Linked DNA regions of Homo sapiens: regions 2, 3 and 4 are each linked to region 1. The links are chromatin loops, found by intact Hi-C in ENCODE. Cell type or tissue: mammary epithelial cell. All regions are shown on one strand. Region 1 has its middle 110 kb from the start of LINC02530. Region 2 has its middle 6.9 kb from the start of LINC02530. Region 3 has its middle 38 kb from the start of EDN1. Region 4 has its middle 21 kb from the start of EDN1.

Evidence for each region. Hi-C counts contacts between places; a loop is a spot of excess contacts. Peaks named below come from ENCODE experiments on the same cell type or tissue, not always from the same donor. Only the 100,000 strongest peaks of a DNase experiment are listed, where the experiment ranks them.
Region 2: it touches region 1 in a loop (4-fold over the local background); 3 of 110 quality-filtered maps call a loop at or near these places.
Region 3: it touches region 1 in a loop (4-fold over the local background); 5 of 110 quality-filtered maps call a loop at or near these places.
Region 4: it touches region 1 in a loop (4-fold over the local background); 5 of 110 quality-filtered maps call a loop at or near these places.

What each region holds. Positions count from the first base shown.
Region 1 is chr6:12,468,323-12,476,322 of GRCh38, forward strand. No RefSeq gene overlaps it. Among named protein-coding and RNA genes, the nearest start is that of LINC02530, 110 kb to the right of the region's middle. In mammary epithelial cell, no CTCF peak of the experiment used is centred here; DNase peaks (open chromatin) are centred at 4,509 and 5,989; H3K27ac peaks cover 2,625 bases.
Region 2 is chr6:12,574,474-12,582,473 of GRCh38, forward strand. No RefSeq gene overlaps it. Among named protein-coding and RNA genes, the nearest start is that of LINC02530, 6.9 kb to the right of the region's middle. In mammary epithelial cell, no CTCF peak of the experiment used is centred here; DNase peaks (open chromatin) are centred at 2,068 and 4,488; H3K27ac peaks cover 3,213 bases.
Region 3 is chr6:12,324,816-12,332,815 of GRCh38, forward strand. No RefSeq gene overlaps it. Among named protein-coding and RNA genes, the nearest start is that of EDN1, 38 kb to the left of the region's middle. In mammary epithelial cell, no CTCF peak of the experiment used is centred here; DNase peaks (open chromatin) are centred at 2,776 and 4,086; H3K27ac peaks cover 4,235 bases.
Region 4 is chr6:12,307,378-12,315,377 of GRCh38, forward strand. No RefSeq gene overlaps it. Among named protein-coding and RNA genes, the nearest start is that of EDN1, 21 kb to the left of the region's middle. In mammary epithelial cell, a CTCF peak has its summit at 3,916; DNase peaks (open chromatin) are centred at 3,964 and 7,014; H3K27ac peaks cover 1,959 bases.

The DNA.
Region 1 (8,000 bases):
GTCAGCTCTAGCCATTTTGTGGGTTGCAAAGATTTTTCTTTCCTGTTATCTCCCGGGATGTTATCTCCAGGAAAGAAGAAATAAGCACAGACATGAGAAGTCATCAGCAAAAGGCCTTCTAGAGCTCCAGGTGTACTTTATTATGTTGTGCTGATTTTGCAACAGCCAACATTCTTGTGGACTAAAACAGTCACTTCGAATTCCATTTAATCTAAAAGCCAAAACCTCTGCCAAAGAGAGATTATGGCTGGAACACAGACCTTAATAAGGTACATAACTAGCGACAACAACAGAAGTTAAACTGTTCTTTCTTCTAGGCATCCTTGTTAGTATTTGTTAAATATTACCATTTAAAAACTAGTTTTATAGGAGAAAAAATATATTTTAATTCCTTCTTTGGCTGTGAGTGAGATTGAATGGTTTTTTATGTTTGTAACCTAGTTATCATGTTAGTGACCTAGTTATATGTCACAAACCAAATGCCTGCCCCATTCCCTTTAAAATTTTGTTAATGCCCTTTGCACATTTTTAATTGAATTTTCATTTATATTTCCTTGTTTGCACATTTGTTCAATATGCAAATATTTATTTTTTATATTTTAAAATTGACAAGTAAATATTGTATATATTTATGGTATACAACATGATGTTTCGATATTTGTGCACATTGTGGAATGGCTAAATCATATGCATTACCTCACATACTTATGTTTTTGTGGTGCAAACACTTAAAATCTACTCTTAGCAATTTTCAACTATATAAGATACTCTTATCAACTATAGTCCAACATGACATACCATAGATCTCTTGATGTTACTCCTCTTAACCAAAATTTTGTGTTCTTTGACCAATATCTCCCCATACCCCTGTTCTCCAAACTCTAGTGACCACCATTTTACTCTCTGTTTTTATGACTTTGACTTTTTTAGACTCCACATATAAGTGAGGTCATGCAGCATTTGTCTTTATGTATCTGGCTTATTTCATTTAATGTCCTCCAGGGTCATCCATGTTGTCACTCATGACAGTATTTCCTTATTTTCATGACTAAATGTTATCCCATTGTGTATATACACCACATTTTCTTTATCCATTTATCTATTGATTGATACTTAGATTGATTCCATATCATGGCTATTGTAAATAGTGCTGCAAAAAAACATCAAAGTGCAGATGTCTCTTTGATACACTAATTTTCTTTCCTTTGGAGAAATGTCTGCTTGTGGGATTGCTGGATCATATAATAGTTGTATTTTTAATTATTTGAGGAATTTCCATACTGTTTTTCATAATTCCCATATTAATCCAAATTGCCACCAACAGTGTACATTTCTCTTTTCTCCACATCCTCAACAACATTGGTATCTTTGGTCTTTTTGGTAATAGCTGTTCTAACAGATGTGAGGTGATATCTCATTGTGGTTTTAATTTGCATTTCCCTGATGATTAGTGATATAGATCATTTTTTCCCTTTTTACATATATTCCTTATAAACGTATGCATATTCCTTATAAAATAAAGTGGCCGGGTGCAGTGGCTCACACCTGTAATCCCAACACTTTGAAAGGCCAAGCTGGGCGGATCACCTGAGGTCAGGGGTTCGAGACCAGCCTGGCCAAACTGGTGAAACCCAGTCTCTAGTAAAAGAACAAAAAAATTAGCCAGATATTGTGACGGGCACCTGTAACCCCAGCTTCTCGGGAGGCTGAGGCATGAGAATCCCTTGAACCCAGGAGGTGGAGGTTGCAGTGAGCCGAGATTGTGCCACCGCACTCCAGAGCGGAACTCCATCTCAAAAAAATAATAATAATAAATAAAACAATAAACTAATCCTCTGATAGATATCTGAATTTGTTTAAAGAGAAGTTTAAAATTTCAGCATGTAACCATCACTTGGGTTCCAAAGGGGATTGGTTCTAGGACCCCGTGGATATCAAAATTCAAAGATGCTGAAGTCCCTTATGTAAAATGAAGTAGTATTTACATACAATCTATGCCTATCCTCTCATATGCTTTCAATAATGTCTAGCTTACTTATAATACCTAATACAGTGTAAATGTTACATAAGTAGTTGTTACGGCATATTTCTTATTTATATTATTTTTATTTTTACTGTTTTTATTTTTAATTTTTTGGAATATTTTCGATTGGTGGTTGGTTGAAGTCATGAATGCAAACCCATGGGTCCAGAGAGCAAACTGTCCTTAGGTTGATCACACTCTTTCTTTCTAATTATTTTCTATCACGTCTATTCTTAGTGTATTTTCTGCATTGCAATCTGCTAAACATACACTCCTATTTTCTCCTAGTTTTTGAAGCCTTTAGGTTATATTTAATTTCTTAATACATCTGGAATTTATTCTAGTCCCTTTGTGAGTTAAGTTCTAAGTGGAATTTTTAAGATATCAAATTAATTGTCCCAGTGTTTACCAAATATGCCTTCTTTCCTCATTGATTTGTGACCTTAGCAAGAGCAGGCCTGAGAACTACACAGGCTTATGTCCTGCTGTCAGCTCCTTACAAACCGAGTGATCCTGAGCAAATCCCTTTAACCTCTCGGCTCTCAGTTTACCCCTTTGTGAAGTAGAGGTAATGATAGCCAACTGCTATGGTCACTGTGAGGATGAAGTGAGAAAATGCAGGCAGAGCAATGTTCCTGGTAGGTCACTAGCGCATTTGGCGGTGTTATTAGTAATAGTAATCGGTCTCCCTCTCTGTAAGAGCTAGTAATGGAAGCTCTGACACTGGTCTGCAGGAGAGAGAAAACCGTCTCTCCCCTGTTTCTTCCCAGCCCATTCCATCTCTGACCTCATCCCCTGCTGCCAGCCTACCCCATTCCCTCCTCTCCAGTTTCCAGGCTGCCTCTGCACCAGCCAGGCGCCTTCTGCCACAGGCTTCACTCTTCTCTTCCAAGTCCCTGGATGTTTCCCCAGTTCACACCTGGCTTGCTCCCTCACCTTCAGAGAGCCTCTGCCCAGCTGAAACCTTCTGACTGGGGCCTTCCCTAAACCCACCCACTTAAGTTTGGACCTCCTCAGTGCCCTCTCTCATCCTTCCTTGTTTATTTTCCTCTACAGCAGTTACCACCTCCATATAGTTTGCTTCTTTGTGTATTATCTGTCTTCCCCGACAACAGAAATCTCCCCAGGGTCAGGGCTTTTATCTCTGTTGTTCATTAGTGTATTCCCAGGGCCTGTAATAGAGCCTGAAATGCAGCATGTGTTCCATGCATTACTGTTGAATGAATGAATTCTTGAACATTTTACTTTATATTGTTGTAACCTAACAATCTGTGGGGGTGGGGGTGGGGGTATTATCAAACCAGAGAGTAGAGGAGGTAAGAGATGTGACAGAAGGAGGGCAGCGAGCACCCTCTTAAGGGGAAGGCTTCATTGGAAGCACCCTTCTGGAAGCCCCAGCTATGGAAAGCGTCTGTGCAGACTTGTTCATGTGTCCGCCCTCTGGAGAAGGGGACTGGTGAGAACTAAATGGTCAGCCTTGGTTTGATGAAAGAGAAGCAGGAAAGGAGAAGCAATGGCCCTTCTGTGAGTGGGCATTGTCTCTGAGTGGGGGTTTTGCCTATTAGAGCCGTTAAATAACATGCATGCTAAGTTATGGACTATAGTGATAAAACATTCGTCCTAGTTTGTTAAATGCCATGAGACAGAAGACTCTGTAACTTAACACCTAGCAATCCTATGTAGCACAATTCTTAACGATTTCTATAAACAAACCTGACTCTTAGATATTACCTATTTTTCTGCACACTGTGAAACATCCAAGTGTTTGACAACTGCAAGTTGCACTAAGTCTTTTGGCATCATCTTGATTTCGTGACATTCTCTACATGACTACTGGGAAAGTTAGATTTGCTCTTAGTTTTCTTTTTACACAGTCACCTGGGGGCTCAAGAGATGTCTTCATGCTTTATTCTAATGTTCTCTTTATTTTACTGTGTTTACTTAACAAAATTGAAATGCTCTCCTGCACGAACTATACTACCAAAAACCTTTCAAAGGAATTCTTATCACTCCCATGAACTCACGGACATGGGTTCCCAAAGACTCAGAGCTAGGGGAGTTTTCCTCTGCGTCTTTGTCCTATCTCTTTCCAAACCTACGTAACCTTGTTTAGTATGCCTTGTTTTCACTTCTCCCATTTCCAGACGATTCAGAGCAGAACTCCAAAACATTTTCCTCAGATTTCTATGTTCTTGGATGACTAAAGAAGTTTTAACAGTGAAAAAATAAAAATAAAAAAAAAGAGGGAGGGAGGGGTATGACTTCACTCTCTAAGCTGCAAGTCTTTTATAACCCCTCTTGGACTTGAGGCAGAGCAGACTGGCCAAAGAGAGCATTGGCTGTTGCCTTAGCAACTTCCTGACTCACTGGCTACTTGCCCTGCGCAGAAGCCCTGAAGGAGCTGAAACCATGTAACCTCCATTAGAAGGCCCTCTTTGGCCCATGTTTACTGTTGAACACCCAGTGAAGATGTGGTTTTGAGGAATGAGAGACAACCAGTGATTGCCTGCCCATACATGAAGAGGCAGGTATTTCAAAACCAGGATGCCTTGCCTGATATAAGCACAGATGAGTCACATGAGTTGGCCTTGGGGACAAAAACTTGTTGAGATCATACGAGCCAGTTGGCAGCACAGTCCCTGTGTCACTGACTAAGGGGTTCTCTGTGTCATACTGATTAACGAAGTTTCGTCGTGTTCCCTAGAAATGGTAAAACAATCCACAGAAGTTCTCGTTTGCTCAGTGGATGGGCACATAAGTTTGTTGTTGTTGTTGTTGTTTTTGAGATGGAGTCTCACTCTGTCACCCAGGCTGGAGTGCAGTGGTGCGATCTTGGCTCACTGCAACTTCCACCTCCCGGGTTCAAGTGATTCTCCTGCCTCAGCTTCCCGATTAAATGGGACTACAGGCATGCGCCACCATGCCTGGCTAATTTTTGTATTTTTAGTAAAGACTGGGTTTCACCATGTTGGCCAGGCTGGTCTCGAACTCCTGACCTCAGGTGATCCACCCGCCCCAGCCTCCCAAAGTGCTGGGATTACTGGCGTGAGACACCGCGCCCGGCCATTAGTTTTTATAAGTTAAGTCTTGCCTTGATGTTCAGTTCCTGATTGTTCAAGCACGAGAGGCATTGATTAGTATAGATAACCAGACAACAGGCATTTATTTACTAGGTCTCATGTTGTTTGACTTCTAGTCTCAGTTCTGTGATTATTGTGAAAAATACAAAAGAATTATAAAACACAGTCTCAGGTTTTAGGGAGACTGAACTCAAATTAACATCAGAATGATGAACAGGTGGTGGAGAAACAGCCCCAAGGCTTATTTGCATGTCAATCTCCATGGCAGAGAAGGGCCTTTGAGGAAGAGGTTTGCACAAAAAGGCTTAAGTTAGAAGTGGGGAAAAGCTAGACTTGGAGAAGCCATGCTTGTCCCCCAGCCTGGCCCATGGACTAGGTGAGAGGATTCTCGAAAGAGAACCTGAACAAAAATAGGAAGAGGAGACTTTAAGATATACAAAGGCTGGTGCAGAGCTGCTTTGAGGCCTCAGTGACAAAGAACAGGACACAGTAGGGACAGGGAGGGAATGGGGAAAGGGACATTCCCCTCATGTACACTTGGGGTACAAATAGCACAGCTTGGGTGCCCCACAGGTCTGCAGCTGGGGAAGCACATAAGATCAAAACTCTGGCAGTGGATCCAGGTACTGACAGGCACAAGCAGGCAATAGTGGGCATCACATGTACCAGTGTGGAAGAGCAGGGAGGGCTGCTGCTGAGCACATGGGAGGACCACCAAGGGAACCCTACAAATAACTGGGAGAGATCTGGGGTGGTGAGCGAGGTCCTCGTTGTCCAAGTAGGTGCAGTGAGCCAGTAAATTTCACCTTATTACTCAGTGTTACCTTATTTGCCCCCACATGTTGGAGCTGATTTGTCTGACCTGATTTTTGGAGTTTCTCCAACATGTATGAAGAAAACAGTGGTGAGGCAGTTCTTTCCAGGACACAGCTTGTCAGAGAAGGGGCATGCTGGGTGGAGAGAGAGGAGAGGCTCAGAGTCTGTGTCAGTCCTGAACAAGTGAAGTGAATAATGTGAACGTCATTTTTCATTTCTATGACATTTGCCCTCCTCAGAAGATTTTGGTTACTGAAATGACTTAAGATGGTTATAAATTCCCAGACTGAAAGAGAATAGGAACAGAAGGAAACATTCTGATAGAGGTTAGGTAACATTGGTAAAGTGGACTATTGCTCTCACGTGAAGTACTGTATTTACTTAAAGGGGAACTTGGCTAGGTATGGTGGCTCACTGTCATCCCAGTGCTTTGGGAGACCAAGGCGGGTGATCACTTGAGTCCAGGAGTTCAAGACCAACCTGGGCAACATAGCAAGACCCCATCTCTACAAAAGAATTTTAAAAATTCACCAGACATGATGACATATGCCTGTAGTCCCAGCTGCTTGAGAAGCTGAGGCAGGAGGCTGACTTGAACTCAGAAGTTCAAGGTTGCAGTGAGCTATGATCGCACCATTGCATACCAGCCTGGGTGAGACCTATGTCTAAAAAAATAAAAAATAAAGTGGAACTTTCCAAGTGACCTCAGACACTGTGCTGATTATGGCCACCCTCTCTTGCTGGCCAAGTAAGACAAAGGTTAACAGGTTGATTGCAGTGTGAGCAAGGCAGGTTATAAAGGGGAGATTCAGTTAATACATGCCACTCTCAATCATTAACAGCTGCACATAAAAGTATGCATCTTCTAATCAAGAGATCAGATGGCTCACGCCTGTAATCCTAACACTTTGGGAGGCCGAGGCCAGCCTGAGATCAGGAGTTCGAGACCAGCCTGGCCAACATGGTGAAACCCTGTCTCTACTAAAAATACAAAAAATTATCCAGGCATGGTGGTGAGTGCCTGTAGTTCCAGCTACTCAGGAGGCTGAGGCAGGAGAATTGCTTGAACCTAGGAGGCAGAGTTGCAATGAGCCGAGATCACACCACTGCACTCCAGCCTGGGCAACAAGAGTAAAACTCTGTCTGAAAAAAAAAACAAATTACCATGTGAAGAAATGATTTCACCTGTTTAAATAAGTCCTCCAAACTCCACCTTTGTTTTTCTTTTTTATCTTTTGACATTTGATCTAAATCATACTTATGTTAATACAAAGATCAGAAACCTGGAAAAAGATGGACAGGTAGGCTGCTCCTGTTTCTTGCAACTTCCGCAAGCTTGAAGATGTCTAGAATTGTCTATGGCTGATATGTTGCTTTTGGAAAATCTATCATCAGAATATTAAAGCCAATGTGTAAGAAAGAACTTTTATAAACTATGTCATCCTCTGCTTCCCTCTGTTACCTCCAGAAATAACTGTGTTTTCAGGGATATTTTACTACTGTTTCGGGAATGAAAAATCAGTTGCTAAATTGACATAGTCACACTTTGGGAGGCCGAAGCAGGTGGATCACGAGGTCAGGAGATCGAGACCATCCTGGCTAACATGGTGAAACCCCGTCTCTACTAAAAATACAAAAAATTAGCCGAGCGTGGTGGCGGGCACCTGCAGTCCCAGCTACTTGGGAGGCTGAGGCAGGAGAATGACATGAACCCGGGAGGCAGAGCTTGCAGTGAGCCAAGATTGCGCCACTACACTCCAGCCTGGGCAACAGAGTGAGACTCCGTCTCAAAAAAAAAAAATAATAAAAATAAATAAATAAATAAATAAATAGACATTCATTCTTCTGTGAAATATGATTTCAGATCAAATAATAGATTGCATCTATAAATAAGATCTCAGAGGAAATGTTTATGTTTGGTTCATTATTAACAGCACCTCTTCAAAATGATACGATTTTATGTCTTCTGTGTGTCAAAAACTGTGAAGAAGAGTGTAATATTTCACCTTGCAAGCTAACAAGTGAACCTGCCACAGTTTCATGGATGCTGGCTGTGTTAGTCCATTTTGTGTTGCTATAAA
Region 2 (8,000 bases), 110 kb after region 1:
ATTTTTAATGACTTATGAATTTTTCAAAAGGCACTCGTGTTCCAAGGAGCACCATTTGGAAAAGGTTCCCTAAGGAGTTTATTCTTTATATCAGTTATTTTTGATGACAACAAAGGGGCTTGTTGGGGAAAACCACAGCTGCTGTCTGTAATGAGAACGACATGCAGTTTACTCTGCCTGTGTCATTGGTACACTGTCTCTCCTTCCTGAGAAGCAGACACCAACTTGTAAGCAGGAGGGTAAGGGAGTAGTTTTTAGGCTAATTTTTATCTTTTCCCCTTCTCCCCCACACTTACCAGTCTTGCCTGTCCTTTTTTGTAGTGGAGTACTCATTTCCAGATTCTCATCCCATATTACTAAATGTCAACAAATTATTAATATGTCCTTTAATAACCACAGAAATGAGTTGTTGCTTATTGTTGAATCTGTTAATCCTTTCAACTTGTCTGTGTTCTCTCCGTAAGATCAATATTCTGTGATATTTGAGAGAGAATGAAAGAGACATAATACCTGCTCTCTTGATAGTTTTTTCCCTTTATCCCCTAGAATATTTTGTGATGATTAATAACCCATGTCTTCAAGTTCTTCCCGCAACTACCTTCATTGCCTTATCCCATAAACATGTTCAAGTCTCCTTTGTGCTAAATCAAACTCTCTTGACTCTGCTTGGTTATAGCATTGTTCTTCTCATTCTATTTTCGGCCAAATTTCTAGGAAAAAGTTATTTCTACTGTTTCTACTTATACCTCCAATTTATGCTTCAGTCCCCTACAATCTAGTTGATACCACATGCTTGTCCAACCCACTCTACTGGTATTGTTCTACGAACACCAATAACCATATCTCTGTCGTCATCCTGCTTGATTTTCCTGCTGCTGTAAATCCATTAGCCAGAGTCTTCGTGAATTCTATACTCTCATGGTTTTAGTTATACCACAGCTTCTTGGTTATTCTCATTCTCGGTCACTTCATGAGATTCTCTCTGTCCATCCAGCCTTAACTTTGGTGTTTCCTAGTGTCTGTTCTTGTTCACACTCCTCACTCTACTTGTTCTTTCTGGAGAACTTATTCCATTCTCAAATATTTAGCCTCTTTTTGTTTGCTGATGACTGGCAATTGCCAGTCTTTAGCATGGGCGTCTCCCCTGTATCTCAGACTCATGGAATCAAATGTCTCCCCAACACCTTTATCTGGATGCATAACAGGAACTCACACTCAACATATTCAAAATAGAATTCTTTATTCCTTCCTCCTATCTCACAAAGATTTACTCTTCCAAAGGCTAATCCTTACCACAGTTGATGGCAACATCATAGTCTTTGTCATCCCCTACAGAAACCTGTGTTCCACCTCCACTCTCCCTGTCACCTTCTTCTCTTTTCTTTCTGTCACCTTCAACATGAATGGGTCACTTAACCCTTTCAGTTCTATCACCTTGCCATACAGAATAGCCTCTGAACGGTAGTCTCGCTCATTCTAATTCATTGGCCTGTTAGAATAATCTATCGAAAATATAAATCTTGCTAGAAACTGGTGTGAGATTCTGATAGGCTACTGTCTACAGCAGCAGTGCTCTTTCAGGTAGGCTACAAATTCTTCACTTTTTCAACTACTTATCTCTGTGAGACTGGATTTTTTCAGACGTTTCAACGAAATCAACATAACACAGCAGATTGAATGCAGAAACAGATTTGAGAACCCAGCTGTCTTCTGTTAAGCCAGACATTAAAGAGACTTGCAAAAATATAAAGCGATGCCACCCTTCTCACTAAATTTGTTTCTTGTTTTGGAAAATATAGCTTTTTATAAAAATATGTTACTTAGGTTAACATGTAATAGAATTGCTTATTGTTATTTTAAAATGAAAGAATAAATAAATATTTTTAAATGCCTCAGTTGTAATGTCTAACACAGTAAATAGAGATTGATGGAACTCATGTATACCAAGTTAACTGGAACAGACAAGGCCTAAATTTTGTTTTTAAAGCTGATACACTTATTCTGTTTATGGCAAAAAGCCTACCAGCCTGTATGAGTCAGCATCACTTTATTAATTATGAGTGGGCCCCTTTCCACCTTTAGACTTGAAGCTAAAACTGAAATGCTTAGGTCATTAATCTTTGTACTGCAATGTTCATGTAAGAACTCATGCCTGTGGAATTCTCTAACTGAATCAGCAATTTCAAGAATTTTGAAGAATATTCTACTAAATGTCCCACAGGCTTAATACCTTTCCAACCAGTACGCGCAACACATAAATAAAAATAAATCAGCATGATTTGCTAACAAGGACTTAGCCCTGATCTGCTTTTACTACTAAACGGGAATGGAAGCCATGCGTGCTGAGAAAAACATGTCTGGTTACACAGTTTATAGTTTACAGAGTTATTAGTTTCCAGTTATGATGCATGAGGATCTGAAAGTAATGATATATGTATAATGATCTGAAAGTAATGACATTCTTCTATTGATAAGAAGAACAATATCATGATTCTGGTTAATATGCATATATGTACATAGCTATGAATGTGTACAGGTATGGGGATGTGTACTGTTATGTGTATATGTATGGGCATGAGTGTGTACATGTGTAGGACTATGGCTATGCATCTGTGTATGTGTACATGGACAGGTATGTGTTTGTGTATGTGTATGGGTATGGACATGCATGTATGTATGTGTATGGCTGTGTGCATGTTTATTGGCATGTTTATGGCCATATGTCAGTGCATGTGCATGGCTACAGGTATATGTATATGTGTATGTGTGGGTATGGGTGTGCGTGTGTCTGTGTGTACGTGTATAGCTATAGTTATGTGTATATGTACAGGTATGGCTGTGTCTGGGTATGTGTATAGCTATAGGTATGCAGTAATACCTGGGTAAACAAATCTTAGGGGGTGGGCATGGAGATAGGTTTCATTCCTGACAACAAAATGTTCTGTTATTCCTTAATCTCCTTCTGCTTATTACCCTATGTTCCTCCTTTCTCTTTTCCCTCCCTCCTTCCTTTCTGTCTTATTCTTCCTCTATGTCCAGCAGCTCCCAGTCTTAGCTTTCAGAGGCTGTCTGCCCCAGGTCATGTGTGGCTTCTGGGGAAAGGAGCCTACTGACACTCCTCAAAGTCAGCGGGCCTGCATTCCAGGCACTGCTGCTCAGAATGACGCAGGACCCTCGCAGCAAGGGATGGCCTGCGGCTCCCAGGGATATGCTAGAACACTCAGATGCAATCTGACAGGCAGCTTCAGTGATTTGAAGGAATTCACAAAGAACGTTTTGCCCCTCCTGGGTGAGTTGAGCTCCCTGAAACTGTCACTCTCCTTTCCCTCCATTGCTGCGCAAGGGCAGGTTGCAGACCCTAACCCACACTCTTTAGACAAAAATAGGGCTGTTTATTTGCCTGAGAGACACAAGGGTTTGAAATGTCTTAAAATTGTCCCTCATCATATGCCATTCAGTTAACCTTCTCCCAAATCTCACATCCCCATCCCCAGAAAAAGGAAAGAGGAGGAGAAAGAGGAACAGGAGAAGAAGCAGATAGCACTGTAATCTCCTTAAGGTAACAAAATATTATCTATTTCATAGTGAAAAGAGGCACTGAATGACATCGACTGTTGAGTCTCCTTGCATATTTGGGTCTGATTTTTATTGCTTCTGTGAAGGAAATTGATTAGAGAAAAAATGAAATCCTACTCCTCTCTATTTTAGTGTAAAATGTGCCCAGAATTTTAGGTTGATAAACAACTGAGATGTATTATTTTTTCAAGGCAAACATGTCTTAGGCTTCCTCCTGCAGAACCCTTGTAAAGTGAATCATTCTCTGAGTTTACTTGCCTCATATGAGTGATTTAATCCTAAGCTGCAGATGAGTATGAAATTGACTTTTTGAAAGTAAATTTTGTGTTTTATGTGTTTCATGTTAAGGACTGGCTGCTAAAAAAAATCATTGACATTTGACTCATTAAAATTTCCAAAATGTGCATGTGCAAGATTTTGAAGGTATAGGTCAGGTTATTCAAGTGTAACTTAAGCCATATGCCACAAACTTCTAAGAATCCCATTGAACAAAGATGACAACATTATTACAAATAAATAAATGAAGTCAAGAAAATTTACATTAATCATCTTAAGTCTACTTTGGATTTTGAGCCCAATAGTTTATCCTTAGGGCAATTCTTTCTCTCTCTCTCTCTCCTTTTTCTCTCTCTCTAACAAAGAGCCAGAAAATCACTTGTCAGCTTGAGAAAACCCATCCAGAAATATTCACCAATTTGTGTTTCTCAACAATAGGAGAATTGGCATTGTTAAAGAATGTGAAGACCCCTCCTAATTTTAGGTGCATGTCTGGGCATTCTGAGGTTTGCTCATCCCCTGGGCAACCCAGAGCATAATATTTTATTGTGTTACGTCCTTTAATGGCTTTGGGTTTGCACTACACCAGCATAGCGCACCCTAGTACTGCTGATTTTCAATGACTCAACAGGTTCAGACTCATAGACAAGAATTTCAGAACCATCGCCCAGGCCTGAATCAACCAGGACTAAATCCAATTCATCACCTTGCAGTGAGATTTGTTTATTCTTGTTCCAAATGTGGTTCAAAGAAAAACAAAACCTAGGGAATCTTGGTACAATTTGTCAGCTTGCAAATAGCAATTATTTTAATGACACTATATAGAATAGACTCGGTCACCCTGCCACTACTAGAATTCTTTTGACTTCTTTTACTTGACCAAGAGAGTCAGAAACAAGTCATCAATATTATTTATTGTTCTTAAAGAAAAAAAATGAATAATATACAAAGCCTTTCAGAAAAAAAAGATGGTACATCAGAATATTCATAATCCTTCCATTGTCTCCGGTTTTTGTTATTTAATTCTTACCCTGTTTATGGGTGCTCTTTGGAGCCCCATTTGTGTTTATTGGCAGGAATTATCTCAGGGAACATCTGTCTCATATAAATCTCCATTGAATTTTTTGGACCTTGGTTGAAATGGTACTAATCATATTATTGATAAATTACCACATATTGTATCATTCAACTGCAACTCTATTCTGGGAGTAGTAAATCCTGAAACTCTGGAAGTGGTCCCATTGACAAATTGGGTGTTGGGGTCCCACCAGTAACTCTTTGCAATTTTTTTTGAGACAGGGTCTCGCTGTGTCACCCAGGCTGGAGTGCAGTTGTGCAAACACTGCTTAATGCAGTCTCAACCTCCCAGGCTCAAGAGATCTTCCCACCTCACCCTCCTGAGTAGCTGAGATCACAGGGGCCACCATGCTTGGCTAATTTTAAAAATTTTTTTGTTAAGGTGGGGGTCTCCTTATGTTACCCAGGCTAGTCTCAAACTCCTGGCCTTAAGCGATCCACTCGCCTCGGCCTACCAAAGTGCTCGGATTACAGGCATGAGCCACAGGGCCTGGCCACTCTTTCCAAATTCTAACATCTCTAGTGAATGCCATTTTTCTCACTGACTTTGAAGATGATCCTTCCCACCACTGATGGAATAAAATCCCTAAGAAGGGCAGATGGGTATGGGGGATGGGGGATGGTGAGGAGATAGACTCTTCCCCAGCCACAACCGAAACTCTTACTGCCCCTGACTATTTCACAGTACAGCAAGGACACCATAAACAACCTATGATTTCCAAAGGGTGCTCTACCTTTGCTTTAAAGATAAATTTAAAAAGAATCTTTCCAACCTCTTGGAAAGAATTACTGATAGGCAGAAAAGTCTATTAGAAAACGCCACAGCTTGGAAACCATGGAAAGTTTCTGTTTTTGTGTGATTTGAGCTGGTCAATGTTGTGGAGTAAACTGATAATTCTTCTTCCCTGCCAGCATTAGGAGAAATATCCTTTAGCTTCTTTCAAGAGAGCGAGGCCCGCCTCTGAGCTTAAATCAACTACCTCAGGACACTGGATGATGCTCTCACTGTTTATAGAGACGGTTGGAAACAAGTCTTGCAAGGTATTTGGATAGAACTGACTGTTGTGGGTCAAGACCACAGCTATACAAATTGTTATTTAAAAACTATGACATCAATTGTGGTATTTCTTAGTGTTAGAGTGAGATATTTTTTTTTATGTCCTTTTGTGGGACAATGTATTTGCTAGCCATGAAAACTCTCACACAGCTTGTCCAAACACACTTTGCCTGTGACATGCAATCCATCTTCCTTCAACTGAGGTAAATCATTTCTCAGAAGTCTACAAGAAGCTCCAAATGAGGCCAGGCACAGTCGCTCACGCCTGCAATGCCAGCACTTTGGGAGGCCGAGGCGGGTGTTATCAATTGAGGTCAGGAGTTGGAGACCAGCCTGGCCAACACGGTGAAACCCCCATCCCTACTAAAAATACAAAAATTAGCTGGGCGTGCTGGTGCGCGCCTGTAATCCCAGCTACTCGGGAGGCTGAGGCAGGAGAATCGCTTGAACCAGGAAGGTGGAGGCTGCAGTGAGCAGAGATTTTGCCACTGCACTTCATCTTGGGCAACAGAACAAGATTCCATCTCAAAAAAAAAAAGAAGCTCCAAATGCCAATCATGAGTAAAGAGATAAGCCATACTTAAACTGAAGTTTGGTTGTTTCCATGAGCAGGTAGGTTACTAAAGTGAACATCTTGGAGATCCCATACAACACATGGATCAACAGAGCCGCTGATGAATTAAACACTCTGGTATCTGAGCATACAATGTTTTGTTCTGCTTGTGATGGCAGGAGTTAACATTTGAGTCTATTGAAATTCAAATAGGGCCTCCCTTAGCAATTTATCCATGTCTATCTTTGGGATTTATCTATCTCAGTTTGTGTCCCAGTCATATATGAGTCCCTGCTCTAACTCTAACCAGACAATCTCTAACATGGATATGACTGGTTAGAGACAATAATACCCATGTTGGCTGGATACAGGTCTGAATTCCTTTTCCTTACTCAGTATTACTCTAGTAAGAAAGAGTGCATACTCTTGGTAAATAAATTGTTAATGAGTATAAGTAGATATTGTCTGAAGAATATTTTGTTTCTTCTAAACAGGCATACATTTATACAGAGAGACATATGTTGATGACTACATTCTTAGGACTGAGAAACTTTTTGTTCCTGTTCCTGGGTAAATGATATTTAATTTATTTTGGAGAAAAATTTCTATTATTGGTTTTTCACACTTTCAAAACGCAGGACAGACACAAGGAGACAGACTGGTTGATTTTTGGAAGTAATTTGATGTTTCTCTAATATTGGCCTTAACTTCCAATTGATGTTTAAGCTAATTTTCTTTTAAAAGAGAAGTTAGTTACTGCCTCCCTTAAAAAAGAAAAATAAAACTCCTAAGAAACCTATCAAAATATCAAAATACTTTATATAATTAATTACAAGTTAATAGTTATAGCCAATAATTAAAATTGTAAATCTTAGATGTATTCAGTGATCCTCTGAAAAATGTAAGCTGAAATTTCACTTCTTTATTGGATTGCTCTCTGTTCTACCAGGCTTTGTCTAATTATCAAAAGAAAAGTAATATAAACTATACTTGATTAAACATTGTGGACAGAACGAAAACCCCAAATAATTTCTTTTTACCATGCAGCTCCTAAGGAAAAATACCTTCAAAATGCTGCAAGCACAATTTATTTAAATCACGCGACTTCCAGGTCTATTGCATCCAACAGATGGAGAGGACTTTTTGCCCTGTCCAGACAGACACCAAGTTTAAAAACATGTTTAAAAAGCCCAAGCACCTTTTTGATCTAACTTTAAAAAGCATTGTCAATGTCAAGAACACGGTGACTGTGGCTTGTTTATTATGCTAGGAGGAGTCTTCTATGTTGTATTGTTTGTGTGGTATGAAGTGACATTGTATGCCTGCTGTCCCTCTGGGACCCTCATGAAAAGGAGGTATTTATGTCCCTGCCTGTGCCCGTAAATGAATTGCCCCCTAAAGTAAATATAATATATAAAGCTATGTCTGGCTCCAAAGTCATGCTATGTGCCTCCCTCTGGC
Region 3 (8,000 bases), 140 kb before region 1:
CTCCTTTGTGCCTCCAACAAAGGATGTGGTTAGGAAATACAGGGAAGGAACCCCTCCCCACAGGCTGGTAGGTTATCTCATTGCTTTGAGGGGGCCCTGCCTTCTGCTGCCTTCTTAGTTTGTATTACCCCTAGGGGCAAGGCCTCTAAAGTGAGTAGGTCTATCACTTTCTGGGTGGTAGGAGTCCTGCCAGCTCATGGTGGGAGACTCACAGATGAGGAGGGACCTTGTCAACACCCTGGGGGTGGAACAAGACCTCACTCATTAAGCCTTTGTTTCAGAAGCTAAGCATCTAATTAGGATTTTTCTGGTGGAATTACAAGCATTTCTTTTTTAAGTGGTTTAAGACAAAGGACTGGGAATGGGGTAACAATATGACAATTTTTAAACATATAGTAGCTGCTGAGACTCAGAAGAGAGGAATAGACTCCCAGCAGGAAGAATTACTAAGCCCTGGATGTTAAGACTAAAGAAAATTGTGAGATTTTATTCCCTGGCTGTCTTAAAAAATATGATGCGTCATTATTTCTCTGCCATTTGCAAAATAAAGCCAGCCTGAAGGAAACGCACAAGGGATGGTTTCTTCATTCACTCAGAAGACACCTGCCGTGAGACAGGCAGTGTGCAAGATTGGTCTGGGGAATGCAAAGATAAATTGGATCCAGCCCTTACCCCTCACATGGCTTCTATTCTACCTACCAGGGAATCCAGTGACCATTTATTGAGGTTCCTTGGTATTATTTAAAAAAATACGTGGTAATATCAACAAACCCGAATTTAATGCTTGGCATTATATATGTCAAGATGAAGCTAGACACAAGAGATCTGCTATGCTTTGCAATGTGCCTTTTTAAAGACCCATCTTACCGACAACATGAGATGAGTGCTGTCTGTGCTGCTGCCTCGTGGCTGCCCTCCACCCCCAATTCTCTATCAAAGAGATGTTGACAGGGAGATGATGACAGTAGAATATATAACAGCCAATCAACACCTTTCATACAAAGCTCTGTAGCCAGATACCACAGTCAGAGGAACCTACCAAATTATGTATTTCATTCACTTTATGCTCAGCGCAATTAGACAAATTGCTATGGAAAGCATATATCCTGGAGTGACACCAAGAGCAACGTGTCCCAGGTGCCGAACAGAACATGGAGAGACAAGATCCCCAATCCCAAGAAGTTTCCACTGTCCTTGGAACACTGATAACTCCCCCTGGAGAATACTGCAGGTGATTTAATTAACAAAACAAGAGGAGGCTCAATGAGTGGGGCAAACTATCCAAGGATGAAGGGAAGAAGGAGAAAGGTGAGGGTTTATTACCATCTCAGTAAAGACCTATTGATAGTTAAAATTTCTATGCTGTACTTAGAAATGCTGAGTTCCTAGTGATACAGGAGCTAGAAAGAAACAATTTAGGCAGTTAGTGATGGAAAGAGAGTCCTCAGCAAAGCTTCCCTTTCAAAAAAAGCAGCCCCCAAATAATTTCTTTTCTAACAAAGAGCAGCCTGAAAAATCAAGCTGCAGACACAGATAAGCAAGCTAGAAGCTTGCACAGGTGAATGCCTGCAGCTGTGCCAATAGAAAAGGGCTACCTAGGAGCCAGGCATATCCAACATGGAGTCTTCATCTTCCCTTTCCTTTGTCACCACATGTGCAATAAGGGAATACACAACGTGGCACCAGCCATGTAGAGAACACACTTGAATAATAAAAGATTAGCGTAGGATGGCCAGTTTCTTCACGTGCTATGTAAATGGAACACCTGGTCCAACCAATCTCTTGTGTGCTATGTAAGTCAGACACCACCTCCTCAAGCTCATCTATAAAACCAGCCGCATCTTGCTGTGAACCTGGAAACCCATCTGGGACCCCTTCCTCTGCACAAGGGAGCTTTCCTCTTTCTTTCACCTATAAACTTCCGCTCTTAAGCTCACTCCTTGTGTGTCCACATCCTCGATTTCCTTGGTGTAAGATGATGGAGCTTGGGTATTTAGCTCAGACAATGCCGCCGCTTCACTAGTTTGTGTGCAATTTTACAAAGCTCAGCTTAAAAAAAAAAAATTCAACTGATTAGACCCAACTCTAGGAATTGCAGTTCATCAGACAATAGTAAGATAAAGATTTCTGTCTGTTTGGTTCTATTCTACCAAGGTTGGTTAAGTGACAGATTCTGTGCCAATGCTGAAGGTATGGAAATAAATGCGATTGCCTATTTTAAGGAAGTTTAAGTCTATTGGAAAACATCATCATGAACAAACAGAATTACTAACAGACTAAAAGAGATATATGCTAAATATAGGTGTGATGAGATAAAAATTTCAACCAGCAGAATTCTTTTTGGAAAAATACTTTTGTAAAGCAAAATTTAAAAAATCTCAGGATCGGCTGGGGACGGTGGCTCACACCTATAATCCCAGCACTTTGGGAGGCTGAGGTGCGTGGATCACGAGGTCAGGAGTTCAAGACCATCCTGGCCAATACAGTGAAACCCCATCTCTATTAAAAATACAAAAATTAGCCTGGCATGGTGGTGCGTGCCTATAGTCCCAGGTACTCAGGAGGCTGAGGCAGGAGAATCGTTTGAACCTGGGAGGCAGAGGTTGTGGTGAGCCGAGATCATGCCATTGCACTCCAGCCTGGGCAACAAGAGTGGAAGAAAAGAAAAGAAAACAAAACAAAACAAAACAAAAGATCTCAGGATCTCCAAACTCCTTAAGCAAAAGGGAAGGTTTAGCCTGGAGGTTGAGTCATGCAGCACCCTCTTTCAAATAAATAGCTGTTACTAGCATTCCTCATTAGCCAGGTCTCTGGCATCTGCAAAGGACTGCCCCACAGATCATTCATAGGGAATTTCTTTTCTGGCCTCCCATAAACAAGGTCATGCCAATTGTAACTTTAGGTCTGCAATCTAAGTCTAGCTCCTAAAACTAACATATGATAATATAGAATACAGGCCTGTCTTCCCAGGTGCAGAACAAAGACAAGACAAGAAACTTCCTGACTTTTCCTTTACTCCCTTTTTTCTCTGCAAACATTCACCTTATCTTACATAAAATGTAGATTTATTGGGTACTAACTAAAGTCTCCCTAGAATGTAACCATCCCCCTTACTGCCTGCTTGCCCCCTCTTCCTACATGTCTTCTCCCCTTAAAAAAAAGTATAAATACTATACCTCCTAAAAACCCCTTTGGAAAAATAGCCACAGATGTGTCTGTGGCCCACGTTTTTCCAGGTGTGCTGTAAAGCTGGCTTAATAAACCTTGTCTGATTGAGACTTTTGCCTCAGTCTCACTGAGGTTCTTACCTTGTTCAGATGAACGGTGTGAAGCAGGAAGGGTGTGAAGCAGGAAGGGAGAAGGCAAAAACACACTCAAGTAACAACAGATGTCTCCGATATTGCCTTAAGGGGATAATAGATCTTGTTAATGAAAGGGAACTTCATTTTCTGAATACTATGGGGGATTTGATGCCGTGCTTTTTGAAAGCAGAAGCTGGGGCAGAGATGAACATCTTTGCATAGCAGAGAGGAAAGCAATCTTAAGTTGATAGGAAGCAGGGATGCAGGAAGAAGAGAGATGTCTACCAAAGAGAGGATAAGGAGAGCATGAAGGTCAAATGATGCCTCCGACATGGTGTGCCGCCCTGATTGTGATATAGTCTCTCCCTCCTGTCCTCATGAAGACATCTTCATAAAGTAGGCAATGATTGCTGCGGCTTTTGTGTATCTTTTTGAGGAATTTGGAGTTCTCTCTGGGTTGGTGGGAGGAGCGACTGAGCAAAACAGCCTGCATGGACTCCACACCACTAATTATTGCCAACATCATCAACTGTGTGCTGTGCAAATAAGCTCCTAACAGGGCTCTGCTCTTTCACCCTGCTTCTCCAATGGTCTTTTCTCCACTGAATAGCCTAAACAAGTTAAACCCTAAGTTGAATTGCATACACCTGCTCAAAACTCTTCAGTAGCACTCCTTTCATTTAAACAAAATTCACTTTCCTAGCCATGGTCAACAAGTCCCTACTTGAGAGGTTCCTGGCTTCCTCTCTGAGCTCATCACCTGCCACTCCCCTATTTCTTACTCAGCTGCAATCTCATTTTTCTCCTCTTTGTTGTTGAGCACTTGAAGCTGTTTCTCACACCAGGCATTTGCTTGCATTTACCATTTGCTCTGCTGGGATGCTCTTCCTCCGGACGCCCACCTGACTCACCTTTCTTTCTAGCAAGTCTCTTCTCAAGTGGCGTCTACTTGGTGATCACATACCTGCTTCCCCCTTTCTTAATGAGCACCCTCCACTCTCACTCCCTACCCCCTGACCTGTCCCTTTTCACAGCATTCATATGTTTGTTCGTTATCTGATTTTCCCATGCTGGAATGTAAATCCCACTGGAGCATGGGCTTTGTCAGTTGTGTCATGCTATGTCTCCAGAGCCTACAATAGTCCCTGACACAAGGTAGGTAATTAATAAACACATATGGAATGAATGAGGTTGTCTAGGGAGTCTCACTGTTTTCGCCCAGGCTGGAGTGCAGTGGCGTGATCTCGGCCCACTGCAACCTCCGCCTCCCGGGTTCAAGCTTTTCTCCTGCCTCAGCCTCCTAAGTAGCTGGGATTACAGGCTCCCACCACCACGCCCAGCTAATATTTTGTATTTTTAGTAGAGACAGGATTTCACCATGTTAGCCAGACTGGTCTCGAACTCCTGACCTCAGGTGATCCACCTACCTCGGCCTCCCAAAGTGCTGGGATTACAGGCGTGAGCCACCGTGCCCTGCCTGATGTGTTTTGTTTTATTCAAGAATTCTTCATAAGGGAGTCAGTGAGGAGAGGGTGGGTCTGGCCTCTTCCCTGGGTCTGTATAATTGGACTCTGGAAAATGGAATTCCAAGCCAAGGGCATCCTGGGAAGGCTTGTGTGTGCACACTCACCCATGAGGCCTGCCCGTCCTCCTGTGCTGTGGTGCTCAGACGGCTTCCTGTGCAGGTGACTGACTCAGGGCTCTTTTCACTGGGGACCTAGATAACAAATTGTTCTTGTGACAACTTAGGGAGCAGAGCAGAGAACAGAGTGAGAAGACAGAGGGAGAAAAGTGGTGGAGCTAAGAAAGGAATATGAAATATGATTTTTTTTAAGGCAGCCAGGTAGAATAGAAATGGGGGAGGGTGGTGGGTGCAATATCTCATGCCTGCAATCCCAACACTTTGGGAGGCTGAGGGGGGCGGATCACCAGGTCAGGAGTTCAAGACCAGCCTGGCCAACATGGTGAAATCCGGTCTCTACTAAAAAATACAAAATATTAGTCGAGTGTGGTGGTGGACGCCGGTAATCCCAGCTACTCGGGAGGCTGAGTCAGGAGAATTGCTTGAACCCGGGAGGTGGAGGTTGCAGTGAGCCAAGATCACGCCACTGTACTCCAGCCTGGGCGACAGTGCAAGACTCCATCACAAAAATAAAAAAAGAAATGGGAGTTGGGGTAATTTTCACTCACTTCTCCACTAGAGGGTTCCCCCTAACCCCCTTCTCTCTGTTTCTTTTACTTGTGTCACCAATTATAAGAAGACACAGAGCAGTTGCTTGGACCTTCTTCTTGCTGGATCAGAGATGCTTGGGCCACAACTTTAAAAGTAGAAATTGATGTGTGTGACAATGATAATGCAAATGGCTACTAACTGTTGAGTGCCTCCACTTCTAAAGCTCAGTAGAATGCCCTTATGTTATCTCCAATCTTTACAACAGTGTTAGAAGTGGGGGATTATCCCATTTTACATATAAATAAATTGAGTCTCGGGAAGCACTAAATGTATCTGGATCTCTCTGTTGCTTGGAAACATTCGTCTTTGGTATTTTCCCTTTCCCAGAAGCTCACGTTCAGCCTTGAGCAGAGTCAATAGTTACTGTAAGTGGTGATGAATTGAAGGGAAGGTAGAAAAGCTTCAAGGACGAGATTTGAATTATCTTTGACAATGTAATAGTGTGCAACCCTGTACTTTAATCTGCCTGGCAGATTGGAGTTGAGGAAGAGGCGTCAGATAGCAACAGGATGGAGTCATAGACAGGCATCATCCCCTACCTCACCTCAACCCCTATGTTAGAAGGACAATACTATGTGGTTAAAATGTGTGAACTATCAGACACAAGAGAACTTATTTCTTTGGGGAATGAGGTTGGGGTGTTAGAGCTACAAAGGAGGCCATGCAGCCAGCATTGAAGTCAGTTGATGGGAAAAAAGGGGTTGAAGAAAATATCTCAAAAAAAGGGGTTGGCGAGAAGCAAAGATCTGTTCTAAAACCAACTCTTCATTACTCATCATGCTGTGGCCCAGAACAAAAAAAGGCAGGGGCCATAAAATTGCAAAAGAAATCTTAAAATCTCATTTTAATTTTGAATTTCCTCCAGAAAATGTGCTTGGAAGGTTGCTAAAAAGCAGCTACATCCATAACTTCTATTTTACCCTCCTGTATTTTTCCTTTCCCTTCCTTAAAATAAAAATGGACAATCCTTAACACAGCATTTTTTTTCCCATCAACTGACTAGAGGGATCTGAGGTTATTCCAAGCTTTATCTGTAGAATAATCAAGGATTGGTTGCAGTTTGGGGTGAGGGGGACAGCCTACTCTCCAGTGTTTTGTGCATGGCTGAAGGCGGTCTGCTAATATGTGAGCACATAAGGAGCTTGCTAATTTGTCCATTAAAAGATTTGTCAACCAAACAGCCTACCACACAAGAACTGCCCTAGGCTTCAGAGCCAAGAAGTCAAAACAAACATCAGTGGGGCCCATGGATTTGGGTCACTGAGATAAAAGGGAAAAAATTTATTTTGGTGCCTGGCTTGTGTTATCCCATCCCAGGCTGTGGCTGTTGGCTTTGACTGCTAGGAAACCAAGCAGCCAGTCACAGTTCCTGGGTAAGTGGACCCAATTATTTACTCGTCCCTTACTTCTTTTAAATCTCTGAACCATTCATTCATTTGCCCCAGCTGATTTCCTCTGTACCTCTAAAAGTTGGGTCTGAAGGGAGTTTAGAGTGACGCTGAAGAATCTCAGGTGCACTAGATTACCACTGACTTTGCTATTACTTTGAATGTAAAAGAAATGCTGTTGTTAATGCAGCTGATAAGCCCCTGGCAGGCTGGACTGAATAACCCAGAAACTCCTAACATCTAAGGTCTAACACTTTCACCTACTTGGGCTTTTATCTCACTGTCACCGCCTATTTATCCTCCATTCAGCAACAAGCTCCTTGAGACCTGGTATTCCAGCACCCAGCACAGTTCTTGGCAAACAGTAGGAGCTCAACAAATATTTAGTGAGTAAATGGAATGAGATTGTGCAGATTCCCATGATGTCACCTCATGAGGTTGCTCAAGTAGGCAGATCCTCTGAAGCATTCTAGAAGGGCGAATGAGAACCTTGGGGCAGGGACTCTATCTCATTCATCCCTGTATCCTGGAGCACACCGTTTGCTTAAGAATGAATGAAGCCCTGTCATTGCTCAAGGGATGGGAGTGGGTGGGTGATATGTTTTGGGATAGTCCCACCCCATCCTCAGTTTGCAAGGTCCTCAGGAGATCCTGCATCGGAATGTGTCAGAGAGGTCCAGCTGTTGCTAAAAACCTCCAGAGGGATCCAAATGGGGGGCACTTTCCACAGACCACGTTCTCGTTTCTAAACTGCTGGCAACACAAGCAGACTTGAGGAGGTAGCCAGTGGGGCAAAAGTCCTAGGCTCTGTTAGCCAACTGGGGGACAGAAATAACAGGAACAGGAGGAATGGCTTTAACAATCATACTTTATTATGATTGCAGGAAAACCACCCAGGAAACACAGGCCCGACTGTTCATAACTCAAAAACAGGAAATGGACAAAACTTACGATAAGGGGAAGGATAAATGATTAGCTTAAAGGGAAAAATAGGCCCAAGGCTCATAAATGTGCCGTGAGTTTACCTTATGTAAGACCTTTTTTTTTTTTTTTTTTTTGAGACAGAGTTTTGCTCTT
Region 4 (8,000 bases), 160 kb before region 1:
CTCGTCAGCTCATTCAGTGCTATGTAGTTAATTTGTATTCCACTCAGTCTTGAGTGAAGAGTCTCATGAACCCCTTTGTTTCTTGGCTAGAGTTCTAGGAATCCTAACTCAGTCCACTGGTATGTTCTCAATATTGTTTAAGTGACACCATCAGAAGCCAGTACCCAAAAGTATCTGGCAAAAGTGAAGGACAATCTGGCATCATCCTTTTCTACAGGGCTTTGAGAAGATACCACGCCGAGGACAAGCACTATGGCCTCTAGCTGATTTGCAAAGACTGAGATGCATCAGAGTAAAACAAAGACTATCTGTAGATGACAAAAGACATAAAGTGGCACTGTGGTTAACTTCTTACTGATAATTTTCAAAAGTGAAAGATCTGGTGACAGGTCATTAGAACAATAATGCAACTGACAAGGAAATCTGGCTGTTCGTGTGGAGTACAAAACAAGATCAGGAAGTCGATCCAAAAGGTTTTAGACAAGAAGATAATTTCCCCTGTTTTCAAAGAGTGGCTATTACATTTGATTTATAAAATTGGGTTGTATTAGTCCATTCTCAGGTAGTGCTATAAAGAACTACCTGAGACTGGGTAATTTATAAAGAAGTTTAATTGACTCTCCACAGGTTTAACAGAAAGCATGGCAAGGAGGACTCAGGAAACTTACAATCATGGTGGAAAGCGAATGGGAAGCAGGTACTTTCTTCACAATGGTGGCAGGAGAGAGAGAGAGCCAAGGGGGAGGTGCTTTTAAAACATCAGATCTTGTGAGAACTCACTCACTATCATGAGAATAGCAAGGGGGACGTCTGCCTCCACTGAGCCAAACTGTATCACGGGTAAACATTATTTTTACAGAGAAAAAAAATCTTGATAAATAACTGTAATAATCCTGACATAATATACCATGAATATATCAAGCATATAGTTAGAATATACCACGAATATATCAACAATATATTCTGAATGAGTCTGGAGTACATCCTAAATATCTATATGTTAATAAAACTCCATAGGGAGGTGATATGTATCCCCATTTGAAAATCACTGGCCTAGAAGATTCTAGGTTCAAATCAAAGAAGCAAAGTTGTGACCAAGTTAATATTTTTAAAAATAACTGAAATTATGACTGATAGCACTGTACTATTGTATAACATTAGGCACAGCAGAACTAGGACCGTGACAAATAGAAACATATGAAGAGTGATGGTATGGACAATTCTTTAGGGATTTCTACAGCACACACTTTCTGAAATATTAAGAACACACATTTTAGCTAGAGAAAGCTAAGCAAATCTGATTTGCTAACTCATCAGTTGTAACATATCAAATACACCTAATTATTTCCAGCATCTCTCTTTTTCATCTTTGTAGATAAAAGTAAAAATCTTGTTACTTTTCCAGGCCCCCTGCCCTTGAAAAATTACAGAAATAGTTTTAGGTGCAAAAGAAATCATTAAGATTGTGTTTGGGGAAGACAAACACCAAAAGTTGTTAGGCGATTTGAACACTTGGTCAGGTAAGACTATGGGTTACTGAGAAACAATACTTGGCTACGTATTTGACTAAAACAACAGTAAAAAATTTAAAAAGTAAATATAAGAGGTAACATGATTTTAAAGAAGCTTAGCTCTTTCCTAAGAAACTCTGTTTTCTTAAATAATCAAGGACATTGTTGTGGTTCGAATGTTTGTGTCCCCCCAAAAATTCATATGTTGAAAGCTAATTGCCAATGTGATGGTATTTGCAAATGGAGCCTTTGGGAGGTGATTAGGTCATGAAGGCAGACCCTCATGAATGGGATTAGTGCCCTTAGAAAAGAGGCCCAAGACAGCTTCCCTGAGCCTTCTACCATGGGAGGACACAGCGAAAAGGCACCACCTATGAGCCAGGAAGCGGCCCTCACCACCAGACATTGAATCTCCTAGTGCCTTGATCTTGGACTTCCCAGCCTCTAGAACTGTGGGAAATAAATTTCTGTTGTTTATAAGCCACCTAGTTTATAGTATTTTGTTATAGTATCCCAAACAGACTAAGACATGATAAAGTCAGCATAAACCAGGTTATTCTAGTAAGACACAGACACTTTGTTTTCTAGGCAGATTGCACAGAAGATAAAGAATAACCATTTACAATCTTTTATCAAAAGCAAACCAATAATCCAAGAAAAAAATTCATCTAACAGAAAGAAAACAAAATTCTAGTTTTCTAAAGCTCTTTTTTTTTTTTTTTTTTTAAAGACAGAGCCTCACTCTGTTGCCCAGGCTGGAGTGCAGTGCTGTGATCTCAGCTCACTGCAACCTCCACCTTCCAGTTTCAAGTGATTCTCATGCCTCAGCCTCCCGAGTAGCTGGGACTATAGGCGCACACCACTGCGCCTGGCTAATTTTTGTAGTTTTAGTAGAGACAGGGTTTCACCATGTTGGCCAGGCTGGTCGTCAAACGCCTGATGTCAGGTGATCCACCTGCCTTAGCCTCTCAGAGTGCTGGGATTACAGGCATGAGCCCCTGTGCCCAGCCTCTAAAGCTGTTTTTGAAAATTTTATATGTATACCCATTAAACTTTACCTAACTTTGGCCATGACAAAGAAAATTCCTTTTCTGAGAAGCTCCTATACTTTTCTGTGTTCATGTGTATCCCTACTAGTGTAACTTCTCAAAATGCCAGAAATTCATTAATAGATATATACAGATTTTTACCACATAAAATAAGAGGCAAATTATATAAACTTAAAATGATGTTTAGCAATTAACGTTCAGTATTCTGCTTTTCTCAGAAATGATCTAGGCAGCTACTGGATATCCATTCATTAACTCAATTTATTATTGGCCCAAGGTTTTAAGTTTCCTAAAGACTTTGCAAATTATCTTCAAGCTGACACATTGTATAACATAATTACTGCTGAAATAAAATTTGTCAAAATAAGTCTTCAAATTACTTAAACACAAATTCGCATTTTTTCATCATTTTAAACATTTAGTAGAAGTGATGCTAGCTTCCTCAATTAGTAAATCTGTATAAGTTTAAAAAATATTTACAAATATAACAAAATCTGTGCTTATGCAATATTTAACACTGATAAATCAGAGAAAACTTAGCTGTATTTATTAAATCAAAATTATTAAGCTAGACTCATTTGCCAAAAAAGTACCTAAATTACATAAAATTAGATTTCTAAATTATTTCTGAGTTAATATCTATAACAATACCTTTTTTAATCCCCACACTGAAAGTATTAGAGGTTCAATTTTCTTAATTTCTTTCTCTTCATAAAGGGATATTCTTAATAAAGGAATATTTAGTCAATATAAATGCTTATTTATCTCTAAGCAAATCAGACTAGAGATTCTTTAAGACATTTCCTAATCTAGCTTATTGATATTATCAGGAGATAGAAAAATATTATACACTCACACGATGAGAAGTAAAGGACTTTCTAAATACAGACATACTCACAGAGAAAGCTTATAATTTCATTTCTAAAATTTCAGTCAGATGTCAAATATAAACCAACAAATACAAAACCCGCCAGTCCAGATATTAACTTCCTGGTTGGCATAATATTCTTAATAGATTTGAACTAAAAATAGACAGACAGAGAGGAGATTCTAGCTAAATTCTGTCACCTTTCACTCAACAGAGACAATTACCTCTATAAACCATCAGTTGCTTAAAGAGATCATCAAATGTTCAGACCATGAAAATAAAAGTTGTCGCTAGAAATTGAGTAAGTGCTCAGGAAAAGTAACAATCAAATCTACTGTGCTACTGATGAACAAAAGTCACATGAGTTGGACTCACCTTTGGGTCCCCGAATCTGTAGTCCGGAACACAGAGGGCTCCAGCTGCCTAGATACCCCTGTGGAATAACAGAGCTCTGAAGTGAGGCCCAAGCTATTCAAGTTATTGCACCCAACAGAGGGAGTCCTTGTAAGGAGAATGGGGTAAGAAAGGGAGCCTGGTCAGCACAAATGTATCAGGAAAGTGGCTCAAGTGCAGTAAAATGACTAAGAGTATGGTCATTGTATTCAGATATACCTGGATTCAAATCATGGCTCCACTGCTTATAAGCCCCTTGGGAAGCTATTTTACCTTCCCAAGTCTCCATCTATTCATCTATAATATGGAGATAATAATACCTACCACACAGTGTGATTGTAGATTACCATTCCATATGAAACTCTGGAGACCGGCCCTTTATTCATCACACAAACCCTTCACCATATGACCCTAACTTACTTTTCCTGTTTTTGTTTGTTTGTTTGTTTGTTTGTTTGAGACAGGGTCTCTCTCTGTTGCCCAGGCTGGACTGCAGTGGCATGAACACAGCTCACTACAGGCTCGACCTCTTGGGCTCAAGCGATCCTCCCACCTCAGCCTCCTGAGTAGCTGGGACTACAGGTGCACACCACCATGCCCAGCTAATTTTTTTATTTTTTGTAGAGATGCGTCTCACTTTGTTACCCAGGCTGGTCTCAAACTCCTGGCCTCAAATAATCCTTCTGCCTCGATCTCCCAAAGTGCTGGGATTACAGGTGTGAGCCACCATGCCCAGCCCTCCTGTTTTATCTTCACCCTACATTGGTACTATCGTAGGGGAACATTTCTCAAATTTTGTGTGCAACAGAGTTAACCTAGAAAAATTGATAAAATGAAGATTCCCAGGTCACAAACCCCAGAAATTAAGACCTAGTAAATGATAGAACCTAGAAATCTTTGTTTTAGCAAGAACCCAGGTGGTTCAGACATAGGTGTTTTTTAGATTATGTTTAATTTTAAAAATATACCACGTGAGCAGCCGGGCGCAGTGGCGCATGCCTGTAATCCCAGCATTTTGGGAGGCCGAGGTGGGCAGATCACGAGGTCAGGAGATAGAGATCATTCTGGCCAACATGGTGAAACCCCGTCTCTACTAAAAATACAAAAATTAGCTGGGCGTGGTGGCGCACACCTGTAGTCTCAGCTACTCAGGAGGCTGAGGCAGGAGAATCGCTTGAACCCGGGAGGTGGAGGTTGCAGAGCTGAGATCACGCTACTGTTCTCCAGCCTGGTGCCAGAATGAGACTCCATCTCAAATGTATATATACACACGTATATATACATATAAGTGTATATATATGTATATATGTGTATATATACATATATTACATATATAACATAACACATATATTACCTCTATAACATACATATTACATATATATTACATAGATGTTACATATATTATATATACACGTATACATATATCTATATATACACGTATATATAGATATATATAAAATGTTAGCTATTCCTCACCCTGGCTGTGAACTTTCGTTTCTCTCCACCCAGGCTTTTGAAATGCCACTTTCTCATAGAAGAATGGCTTTTCTTCAAGGTTCTGCTGGTGAGCTGTTTTTTAAATGTGTTCTCTTCTGTGAGGCTTTCCTGGACTTCTCAAGGCAAAAAGGCTTTGTGGTCTCTCCTCTGGTATTTGTTAACAAGTCTGATTCCCCACTTGACAGAGAGCTCTTGTAGGGGAGGCACGGCATCTTTTTTTTATCTCTGTGTTCTCAGCATCCAGAGAAGGCACGCTTTGAATGTCTGTTAATTGAGATGACAATCCCAACCCCATATTGCAAGGAGAATGATTGGAATCTCTCCCATACTTGGCTTTAAAGTCATCTACAAGCCTGAACTGAGAGTCTTAGAGACTTTCAGGCCAGAAGGTACTAAGAGGTTTGTCAAGTCACAGACTGAAGAAAATATTTGCAATACATATATCTGATAAAAGACTGGGCATCTCTCTGGAATATCAGTTTCTAAGAAATGGTGCTAACACATCCTTATAATAAATCAGAAAAACGGTGCCTGGTAACTCAGGTTTCCACATGCAACTCCTTTCATTACTGGAAATAAAAATTGTTTTACTTTGACCAAAGTAGATGATGTCTTCCAGTATAAAAAAAAAAAAAACACTCCTCCCCAGCATCAACCTACCTCTGTTGTTTTTGTACATGAATATGTTATTAGCAGCAATGACAGACGGCTAACATCTGAGTCCAGCCACTTGACAATCATTCGAAGTCAGCAGGAACAGACGTGCTGAAATAAAAAAAGACGAGATGAAGTGCTCTACCTAGGGAACACCGCCTTGCAATATATACGTGTCACTGACCTCTACTTAGGAATGTGAGTGCAAATTGTCCTCTGGCTATGGGCAACAACATAAGCCACGAAATGAAAGAGCTCCAAATAAATTAAAATGATAAATTTAGCGATTTAGTGTGAACATAAAAAGCTTTACAACTTCACGAATTAAAAAAACAGTTTCAATGTTAGAAGTCAAGAGAGCAGCTCCCTTTAGGGGGTGGGGTGGTAGTGGGCAGAGGAGAGCCTGGGGGACTTCTGTCTTCTGTTTCTTGGTCTGGGTGCTGAGAACATAGGCGTGTTCACTTTGGAGGAATGCTCCAAGCTGCACATCAAGATATATGCTCTTTCCCGTATGTGTTATGTTTCAAAAAAGCTTACCCCTTCCTCCTCTCAAAAAGCATTTTTTCCCTTTCATTTTTTTATTTCTTCTTCTTCTTCTCTCTCTCTCTTTTTTTTTAACTAGATACACGCTGAACAAACAAAATATGCAAAGAATAATAGTTTGAAGGGGTGCCAGCATGCTAGCGTGCCTCTGGAAGCGTACATGCCTTGGTCTGGACTGGGCATCAGATGTGCATTTTCACTTGATGTAATTCATTTCCTTGTTCCATGACCCAGCTTTCCTCTTTGGGGTAAAGGCCCGTCCAGCATTTTTCTTGGACAAGGTCTCCACCTTTGCTGCATCCAGGGAGACTCCTTCAGTGCCACGGTCCTGCCTCAGGTTAGTTTCCTTGTACGTGTTGCCTGGCTTTGTCAGGTCTTAATGCCATCCTGAAGCTGGTAAAATGAGCCAAGTGACTTCATCTCTCATGGCACACCTTGAGGACATTACTTGGGCACAAGCCAATTCACTGCTCACAGCCCGAGAGACATTTTTTTCCCATGAGCTAGCTCCTCTCCTCCTCTCTCACAAATAACTTCCTCTATGGGAAAGGACACATCAGAGAACAAGGAGCATTGTAACGGGTGAGAAATATGCTTGACATGGGGAAGGAGATGCCGTCCTCACTCCCTCCTTCCCCACCCTCCCACACTCATCTGTCAACTCTAATTTCTCACTAATGCTTGGGTTTCACTCTAAGCTCCCTTTGCTTGCTCGTGCCCACCAACAGAAATATCCAGGAAAAGAAAGAGCATCAGGAATGACTGGCCTGTGTGCAAGCAATTCCTTGTTGTTGCTGACTGCCTTCTGCAGCTTGGCGAATTTGACTCTTGGAATGCACGGACAGAAGTAGCATTTTTCTCTCCACCAGAAGTCTGACACTGACCATGTCAATGAGCGTCAATTGGCAGTACGTGTGTGTTGGTTGACCCTTTACATCAAGACCAAGCTAAGCATTTGCTTTCCTTTGGTCAATTCCACTGGTCCTTCCTTTTGGTCAATCCCATCGCTCTCTGACCCAGGGCCAGAGGAACATAGCATTTCTCCTAACTTGGACAATGTTGCAACACCAAAAAGGCTTGTACTGAAGTACGGAGGAGGTAGATGTGAAGAGTCATCCTTTTGTCAGATTGCAAAGGTGTTGCAGCCCATTAGTTTCAGGATGTTTTTATTTTGTTCCCTTCCAGTAAATGTTTTCAGAGATTTTGCCTCGGGTTTTTAAAGATGTTTTATAAGTTATGGGTCTCTTTAAAATTTTTAATCATCTTAATGAGGTATAATTTATATACAATAAAATGCCTAGACAGTGATCCCATTTGATGGATTTTACAATTATATATACCCATCCAAACCAAGATAGAAAACACCTCCTTCACCCAGAAAACCCCTCATTTCCTTTTCCAGTCAGTTCCCTCACACACACTCACTCCTGCCCTACCCCCAGCCCCACTAGAGCCTAGGAGAAGTCACTGTTCTGATTTCTTTCA